Linked DNA regions of Homo sapiens: region 1 is linked to region 2. Evidence: chromatin loops called from intact Hi-C (ENCODE). Cell type or tissue: mucosa of descending colon. All regions are shown on one strand.

Region 1 (5,000 bases), 220 kb before region 2:
GGGGCAGTAAAGACATGCAATCTTATTTTGAAGTCACCATGAAGTGAATGAAGATTAGTCACTACATGCTGATACTAAAGAAATTGGCAATCATGCAAGGTACATCCCAGTTATACCCAGATACTGCCATTCCACAGTATGGTAGATTATAAAGTACACTGTTAGGTGTCTTTAGAACAAGGTAGCAGCAGTATTATACATTCTCTATGGGTTGAATATTTTGAGTAGCTCTTGACATGTTTGGGGTGGGAAGATTAAAGCATGATTCTGTAAGCAATGACAAACCACTGCGTACCGGGTTTAGTTCATTTTTTATTGAGACGGAGTTTCGCTCTTGTTGCCTAGGCTGGAGTGCAATGGTGCCATCTCGGCTCACTGCAACCTCCGCCTCCCAGGTTCAAGCCATTCTCCTGCCTCAGCCTCCCGAGTCACTGGGATTGTAGACATGCACCACCACACTCAGCTTTGTATTTTTCTAGAAGAAAATAGGGTTTCTCCATGTTGGTCAGCCTGGTCTTGAACTCCGACCTCAGGTGATCCGCCCGCCTTAGGCCTCCCAAAGTGCTGGGATTACAGGCGTGAGCCACTGCACCCAGGCCCAGGTTTAGTTCTAAAACTTCCTTTAGCCTGATACCCTGGCTGAATTAGGCAAATTCTGGCAATAAGAATTGACTAGCTGATCCACCTAACCAGTTGCTCCTTTTGCTAGGTTAAAAATTAGTTTCCTCCCCTTCGTGGGGAGGGTTGGGCAGAGAAACAATTTACAGCCCCTTTAAAATTTAGGTAGGTTCATACAAATCTGTTTAGCTTTAAATTTTGCTGTACTCAAAGTACCCAAAAGCTTATGACTTGTTAAAACTTCAGGGGAAGATGAGTGCCATAATGCAAGATTTAGCTTCCCTGGCCCAAATAAGACAGACACAAAAACATTGATTGGTTCTGCCTCCCACCCACTGGAGCATGTGCAGGCAGCCTCTTCTGACTTCAAGGTTCTAATGGGTTCGGCAGTATGATAGTCTGCCTTGAGGGTCTCCCCAATCACCAAGAACAGGTTCTTAGGTGTTGACATCAACCAGGACTCCAGTAGCACACTTCAAGAGTCCCCATCCATGCCAATGTTAGAAGTAATCCTAGGATTGTCAGAATGTTCCAGGGCTGGAGACAAATCCTTCGTGTGTGTTTTTGGAAAACATGCAGAGGTTTAGTTGAATGAAGTCAATTTTACTGGGACACTGGAATTTTTCCAGAGGAAGCAGGGATCTTCCTGGACATTTGGGGCAGCTACTGGGAATGATGCTTGCAGGACAGCTAAGCTTATCCAGAGATCACCATGTATTTCAGTCTGACAAAAGATAAATTGTCACCAAATTTTAGTTGCTATGTGTAGCTATGTTCCTCCAAATTCATAAGACTTGTGATCTTTGATCATAAAAATCGTTTATATTGGTTAGTTTCAGTAACTCAAAGGAAATAAACACCTTAAATCTTGTGTCTCATCTTGAAGAGTCTAAAAATTCCTTCTGGAACCCAGGCTTGTACAGCAGAAAAACAAAAATTGGGAAGTCCTTAAGTCAAACTAAGGTGGGTCTCCTATACCTCAAAAACAAAGCTGACAATTCTCCCAGACTATGGATGCCATTTACAGCCACACATCACTACATCAAGTATCACAATGTTTATTGATAGATACAAGTATATAAAATCAGGGCATGAACATGACTTGATAAATTAAGTAGACTTAATTTCAATACTATAATAGGAGGGACCAATTCAAATTCTCACCATTTGTTTCACACCCACAAAAACCACTTCAAGGGCATTAACGATCTCTCAAAACTGATCAGTTTTGTGCAAGTAAACCATGTTTCTTTTAAAAAGACTTGTGCACTTGCCCAGGCTCAAGGATATTAAAATCTAGCACATAAAGCCCATTACTAGAGGTAGAAATACAGGCAATATACTATTACGGCAACAACCATCAATTACAGTTAAGAATTTTTCTGTAACAACCAAATGGATAATCAAATATTGCAACAACTCAAGTATTACTGAGCAAAGTGCATTTCTACAGTATTCAGTGTTGCTATTCAGTTTTCTAACTTAAAACAGCCTATGATAACTGGCAGCAAAGAAGGTCCTTGCAATAGACTGCCTCTGCTTGAGAACTTATGATGTAATTATTGCATGCTGCTAATATACTATCTAAACATTAAAGATACTCCTAAAATATTTGATGGTAGACTATGATTAAGACATTACACTACAAAAAAACCTTATGCAGAAGGAAATCCTAACTGACGTGCTTCTGCTTTAAATATTGTGAAAACATTACAGCGGAATGAATTTTCGCAGTGGTTAGGTCAAATGCAGTTACATCATAGCAACAGTATGTTTTGCACAATTTAAGGCTTTGGCTGGTTCTTTAGTCAGCTTCTTCCTCTGATTCTTCTTCTTCAGCAGTTTCTAACCAGGTTAGCCACTGATTCACCTATAAATTAAGATTTGTAAATTAAAATAGTTCATGATATAAACAGAAATCCATCCAAAAAGTTTTAGGTGGTACTACACAGTTTTAGAATATGAAACAAGGATATCCCTACCAACAATTTGTATATTAAGTTAACGAACAGTGGTATATTATCCAGATTTGGGACAACACAGAGCTAAAGATTTAATCCTGCAAGGATGATCCTCGTGAATCTTGTTTATCATCAGCAATAAAAAGGTAGGAAGATGCTGCAGGACCAATGTTTCTCAAGCCTGGGCCCCCTGGAAAACTAGTAGCATGAGAAAGAATCACCTGGATTTTGTACCACAGACCTACTAAACCAGAATCTCTAGGAATAGGCCTGGAACCTGCTTTTTAAACTGCTCTTCAGGTGATTTGAGAGAATGCCCTGATGTTCTTCCCCTAGGGCTACAAGTTCATTCAATAAGAAAAAATCAAATTGTGAGAAATCAGAAACATCTCCTCTTTTTAGAAAAATATATAGTATTTAAACTTTTTTTCTTTTTTTGAGACACAGTCTCACTCTGTTGCCCAGACTAGAGTGCAGTGGTGTGATCTCAGCTCACTGCAACCTCTGCCTCCTGGGCTCAAGACATCCTCCCGAGTAGCTGGGACCAGGACCACAGAACATGTCACCACGTCTGGCTAATTTTTTGTATTTTTTAGAGACAGGGTTTCACTATGCTGCCCAGGCTGGTCTTGAACTCCTGAGCTCAAGTGATCCTCCCACCTCAGCCTCTTAAAGTGCTAGGATTACAGGCATGAGCCACGTGCCCAGCTACAATTTCCTCTTTACTGATGTTTTTAAAAAAGCTTAAATCGAAACTTGTACAGTCACTCCCATGTATATAAGTAGCTATACTCCTTGAAAAGTTAGCTACCTCTAACATCTTATACACCACTAGAATTGATTCATTGTGTAGCTTTACTTAATAATAGCTTCAAATAGTGCAGAATGAAATGTACAGGTGAAGACAAACTACTAACTAGGACTACCTTGCCTGTATTTCAGTTGAAAAAGGCTCTTAACTTGAAGTTAATACCAAGCAAACTGAAGTAAGCAGACCAAATTTTTAACAAAAGACTTACCTGGAACAAAGCCTTGCCTTTTCCCGGAAACTCTTGGGTTATATCTTCTTTCCAAGCCAAGAAAGCTTCTTCTTCAATAATTTCCATGTCATAGAAGTGCACAAAAAAGCGAAGTAACATGCCTTAAAAAAAAAAAAAAAAAGAAAAAAGTAATAAGCCCATTATTTAGTGTTCTGTTTAAGAACTTCCTCACGCCGTTCTTCTGATACAAGTCCTCTCACCTTTTGGGAAGTTGCTGTTATAGCAGTGCACCTGGAGAGCATACAGGGCACTGACTTGTAGATCAACGTGATCATGAAGAAATTTCTGCATTACTGGCTTGAAAGATAGTAGTAGTTGTTTTTCCTGCTCTAACTGTTCTTTGGAAGGAGCAGAGGATGAATCTGTTTCATCGCTGGGGGGGTTTACTTCACTAGAAATGTACTGTAAGAAGCTGGACAGAAAGAGGTCTTGTTAGAACCCAACAGTGAGTTTTCTTGCTCAAGAGACAACTCTTAGTCTCCTACGCTTCTTTTCCAGTACATGAAACATTACCATATGCAGAAAACCATTCGTCTTACCTAGTCATTAAGATGTTCACAAATCCTTTATCTACATGAAGTTTGGGAGAGATGTTATCTTTAATCCATTTATATATGGTTTGAGGGGATGGATCCAACTTTATTTGCTTCAACAGTTCCTTCTCCAATTTGAGGAGTGGGAATAAGAAACTCAGTCCCTTTCCTTCCAAAATCTCCAACATGCGGTCCTTATTCTGATCAATTTCTGAAGAGACAAAGCCACCTGCATCATCTAATAGTTCATTTTACCAAGTTGTCCTGTCCAGAGAGCAGAGCTTCACAAATGATGTCCCCAAGTATGTAAGATCCATGTAGCAGAATAGAGAACCAACCCAGCAAATGAAAAAAACTCAACATACGGATCAAATGAAAGTAGTTAAATTATAAATCTCTCTTTATAGGTGAGATCTGTGGTAATGTTTATCATTATCTGAGCAGGACAATCAGACTGTCTGACCTACATAAATCCACTCAAGGTACCTGAAATCTCTAGATATAATATTAAAAAAACAAAACAAACAAGTCAGCATTCTCTTACCTGGGAGCATTTTCTGCATATTGACCTTGCTTTGTTGAAAAAGTTCTGTTAACCATTCTCGATCTTGTAATTTAGCTAACTGCTGAAGACAAAGTAGGAAGAGAGGAAAATGGGTGCCACTTTCTAGTGGTTGAGCTAGTTCTGAAATGCTCACCAGCTCTGAAATGATGGCACGAGCTGCAAACTGTGCTAAATAGGATTTCACCAAAGGGATGTCAACCTCCAGTTTGGGACACTGGTCCAATACATTCAGGAAAGCCTTGAAAGAAATATACAACAGTTTATCAGTTTTCGAATTTGAGTG
Region 2 (5,000 bases):
ACACGCAGGAATCATTAGTAGAGGCGGTTGCAACTTGGAGATCTGGCGTGTTGATGGGATTATCTAGTTGGTTTCATTTTATGGGCCTAACTAGAGGCACCTTAGTGTAGTGGTTAGGGACTTGGACTCTGGGGCTGAGAACAGCACTCATCTCAAAGGAAACCCAAGCCTGTGTCAGTCATCTAGTGCAGCATAGCAAGTCACACCAGAGCAGTGGCTTCAAAACAGTTACTTTTCTCTCAAACCTAGGAGTAGATGGTTCAGGTAGGCTCTCTCTTGGTTTTAATGGGGGCTGGGGTCATCTTGCAGCCTTCCTCTAAGTCTGGGCCAGGCCTGGGAACACTCAAGCAACTGGTGGCTGGAACAACAGACAGCCCTCTCTCTCCACGTGGACTTCCTGCAGCCTGCCTCAGACTAGTCGAGGTGATTACCCTGAAGTCAGGGGGTGTCGTTCTTGCCACATTCAACTGAATTCCCTGCAGCAGTCACAGAGGCTGTGAAGATGAACACAGGTGTAACATATATGTCAATAAATGTAAAGTTCTTCAAGCCAGTGCTTGGCACAAAGTAAGTGCCATGTGGAAGTGTTAATAAAATAAAAGAAAAAAGAGAGGCAGGTACAGTGGCTCATACCTGTAATCCCAGTGCTTTGGGAGGCCAAGGTGGGAGGATGGCTTGAAACCTTGGAGTCTGAGACCAGCCTGGGCAACATAGCGAAACGGTCTCTACAAATAATATAAAAACTAGCCAGGTGTCGTGGCACACACTTGTAGTCTCAGCTACTTGGGAGGCTGAGGTGGAAGGACTGCTTGAGCCCAGGAGTTTGAGGCGCCAGCGCACTGTGATAGCACCACAACACTGCAGTCTGGGCGAGAGAGAGCGAGAGAGACAGCGAGAGCGAGAGAGAGATTGATTCCTGAATTTTCTTTTTCTTTCCTTTTCCCTTTCCTTTCGCTTCCCCTTTCCCCTTCCCCCTACCCCCTTCTCCCTTCCCCTTCCTTCTTTCTTTTTCTTTTTCTTTTCTTTCATCTGTCTTACTATGTTGCCTAGCCTTGTCTGAAGCTCCTGGGCTCAAGGGATCCTCCTACCTCAGTCTCTCAAGTAATTAGCATTACAAGCGTGTGCCACTGTGCTAGGCTTAATTCTCGAATTTTCCAGCTTGAGACTTAAATACTTACAAATAGACACGGCCTTTCTAGCTAGTCCATGGAGGGGAACCTGACTCCTCCCAGACTCCACCTGCTGCCACTACTCATGCCTTTCTTTTCACAGCTCTTTCCTTCGCTCCACACAGATCTGCCAACAGCCTATCTGTACCTACGTATCATCAACCATTTGGACTTGCCTTGAACTTACTCTCTCAGTTACTCAGCAATCATGGACAGAGCTCCTCCTATGAGCAGGCCATCGTTAAAGGTGCCAGAGATAGGGAGTGAGGACGTCATCTGCATCTTCTGCCAGCATCTGTGAGTCTGTGGCAGGCCAGCTTGTTAGCTTACAGATAGATAAAAATCTCAGGCCATTCACGGTTGACTCCATGCAGTAGGATATTTAGGATTCTATAAAAACTGACAAGATGAGTGTATGTGTGTGTATAGGGGAAGAGGGTGAGATTTAGAGGAAGGACAATGGATGTGGCATGAGGATGTGTGTGTACATTTGGTGGGGGGCTATCAGAGGAGGCACCATAGGAGAAGTGGTACTTGAGCTGGGGCTCAAAGGTGGCAGGCGCTTTCCAGGCAAACTCCGCAGGGAAGGGCATTTCCAGCAGAAGAACAGAACATATGAGGGCTCAGAGGAAGGTTTGGTGATTATATGCAGTTTGATAAGAGCAGAAAGAGTAGAGAGGCAACTCCAGGAATCCTTCCCAGAATTCCCAAGTTACCCCTTACCCATACTCATGTGGCCTCTGGGAATACTGAAGCTTTGAAGTCAGGTAGAGTTGAACTTGAATTTCAGCCCTGGTACTTAGCTCCTCTGTGACATAACATAAGCCATTTAATCTCTCTGTGCTACAATTTTCATATCTGTAAAATGGGGATAATGATCTTTCTTACAGAAGTAGGTAGGGATAAAATGAAATGATGTGTGAAAGAACCTTTTGGCATTGTGCCTAGCATGTTGTGGTTACTTGGAAATGGTAATTATTACTCCCTTTATAGAGCTGGTGAGTTTATGTATGTGTGTGTGTGTGTATGCATGTGCACATAAATATATGCACATAATCACAGGAAGTTATACGTGGAAGTTTCCTTTCCTCCTTATTGTCTAACACGGTCTCCTTAACACTGAAATAGCTTATGTCACAGCAAATAACGGGAAGCAAATTAATGTAGAGTTAAAAATAAAATTTGAGACCGAACTATACCTCTGCCACTTACCACCTAGGTAATTCTGGTGGGTCACATCCCCTCTCTGAACCTTCATTTTATTATCTGTAAGATGGGAGATATTAAGACATAATTCATAGGGTTGGCATGAAGGTTAAATGTAGTTAATAAATCCAAAGTGACTGGCATGTTCTCAAGTACTCAAAAACTGTTTTTTGGTGATGCAAAATTGCTTTGTGTGGCATAAAACTCTGTGTAAATGTAAGAGATTATTATTTTGTCAAGGCAAGATTCATGTTTTCAAAGGTTAATGGATATTTCAAGTCGAGGTTTCACTTTTCTGCTGACTCTGTTGTTGGAGATGGTGTGGTAGAAGAACAATGCTTTGATTCCCTGTACTATCAAGGGACTAACGTTGTTCTCTGCACTCTGCACAGAGCCCCAAAGCAACCCACCCAACATCACAGCAAAATGCTGCAGGGTCGTTTTGATGTTCCAGGAGGAAAGAGCATGTTGGTTATTGAGTGAAATGTGTTGGAACATGAAACATGGACAGTATAGTAAATAAGTTACATTAGCTGTGAAACATATATAATGATTCTAAGACAATTTAAAATTTGAAATGGAAATTTTCTATAAAACCCATAAATTAAGAAAATTATGAGCGCCATCTTGTGGCAAGATCACCCTTAAACCATCATACCAGAGAACACTCCTTTCCTTAGACAGAACCTCTAACAAAGTCAAAGAACATTCATCCATCCATCCATCCATCCATCCATCTATCCATCCATCCATCCAACAATCCACCCACCCACCCACCCACCCATCTATCCATCCATCCACCCACCCACCCATCTATCCATCCATCCATCCATCCACCCAGCCACCCACCCATCCACCCATGCTGCCATCTACCTATGCATTAATCCATCTAAAAATCTGTTCAGTCATTTGTCCACTTACTCAATATTTATTGAATGCTTTCTATGCTTTGGTTGGAGATATGCCCCCTGCTAACAAGAAGACCACAGGAGGTGATGGCAAATACGGAAAAACCAACAGTCCTGGGGAACCTTGTTGGAGCACATTTAATCCAGTTGTTGTTGTTGTTACTGAAGTAGAGGAGACAGGCAGATAAGTCTTCCCGATGGAAGTGACACCAAAGCTGAGATCTGAAGGATAGTAAGAGTGTGTTATACTAAAGAGGATGTCTCCTGTGTTCATTCTCCTCTTGGGGTGGATGTAGCTGAGAGAATAAGAGAGCTTTAGAGTCCCAATTGAGGTTACTTTTTATGTGCTGTTAGTGCATTGGTGGCCCCTCCAGCCCTCACCTTGGTAGTTATGACAAATCAGAGAGTGTCCAGCAGATAGTGATCAGGGTGGTGGGAGGACACTTAAAGAAATTGGGAAAAGCTGTGAAACGAAGTGCTTGGTAAGTGGACAGATTCTATTGCATAAGATTAATGCTGCCTATTAATATTAGAAGGTATTAATAGCTGCCATTATGTTAGGTTTTTCATTTAATAGAATGTGTTATACCCACATCAGCAGGGCCGTGTCAGTGTGGGCTGTTGGCCAAGATGTGGGAATGGCATCATTATGTGTACCCAGACACGTAATGGTATTCTGCGTTGGGAATCTACTTCTATGATCTGATATAGGTTGTTAATTAATAAATGTATTACAGAAAAAGATGCCCAGCAGCAAACTGGTTACACTGGAGAATGGTTGGCCCAAATCCAAAGGATGAATGTCCTTTGAACATCATTTCATCCTCTGCTCCCTTTGTAGGCACCTGGAATTAATGCTGAGAAGAACTGATGTTTGCCTTAGCAAGGCATATACAGTGGCTTCAGCAGGCCTGGGCAGGGCCTGCAATTTTCAGACCGAGTGCTGCTGAGTTCAGCACACCATCTCTTAACTTTAAACTGTGTGTCCCTTATCCTTTGCAGCACCCTTGCACTATTGTTTCCCTTATGATATAAAAGTATTTGTGTGTATCCATGTCTTTAGTAACAATGAAAACCCATGAAAGGTAGCCCAAAAGGGGTTGTATGTTTCAAGAAAAATGGCAGAAAGCACAGTTCTTTGTGGGATTAAAAAGTATGTGTATGTATTTAATATAAACCAAGTGTGTCTGCATATAAAAGCTTGTCTACCTCCTTCGTTCATATAGCTCTCTTGGATTTTGTGGGTATTTGCTTCAGGACAGGCAGGAACTGTTCTAGGCAGTGGCCCAGAGCGAGCATTACTAACCTTGACTGTCATTCTGTCCCAGGTGGCATCCCCTCCTCAGATCCCAGCGCTGTCCATATACATGCTGGTCACATTTAAAGGGCCATGGATGGGGCTTAAGGGCAAAGCTCTAATATGTCAACAATTTCTTCTAACGGGATCTTGCTTCTCTTCTTTTGTATAGCTCAAGTCAGAAGTAATGTGATGTTTTATTGGGATGGCCTTGGTGTTTTGTTGTCTACACTTAATTATATCTAAAATAATTTGTTTTCTCTGTGGCCAGCAATGGATCTGTGAATTCACCAGTCTGGGTCCTGCCTCTCAGCCTTTGCCACTTCACAACTGGGGCCGGTGGATTTTCAGCTGCAGGCTTGGTCCTCCAGGCCTGTTTTTAATGGTTATGGTGGGAGGAGATCAAGATAACCCAGGGTT

Evidence for each region. A loop is a pair of places that touch in the nucleus more often than their neighbours do. Peaks named below come from ENCODE experiments on the same cell type or tissue, not always from the same donor. Only the 100,000 strongest peaks of a DNase experiment are listed, where the experiment ranks them.
Region 1: it touches region 2 in a loop (6-fold over the local background); 106 of 110 quality-filtered maps call a loop at or near these places.

What each region holds. Positions count from the first base shown.
Region 1 is chr11:10,795,394-10,800,393 of GRCh38, forward strand. EIF4G2 (eukaryotic translation initiation factor 4 gamma 2) reads right to left here. Exons shown (of 22, transcript NM_001418.4): 18 at 4,697-4,955; 19 at 4,159-4,363; 20 at 3,820-4,031; 21 at 3,599-3,720; 22 at 1,661-2,488. The coding sequence ends at 2,423. Among named protein-coding and RNA genes, the nearest start is that of SNORD97, 3.7 kb to the right of the region's middle. In mucosa of descending colon, no CTCF peak of the experiment used is centred here; no DNase peak of the experiment used is centred here.
Region 2 is chr11:11,019,560-11,024,559 of GRCh38, forward strand. No RefSeq gene overlaps it. Among named protein-coding and RNA genes, the nearest start is that of LINC02752, 93 kb to the right of the region's middle. In mucosa of descending colon, no CTCF peak of the experiment used is centred here; no DNase peak of the experiment used is centred here.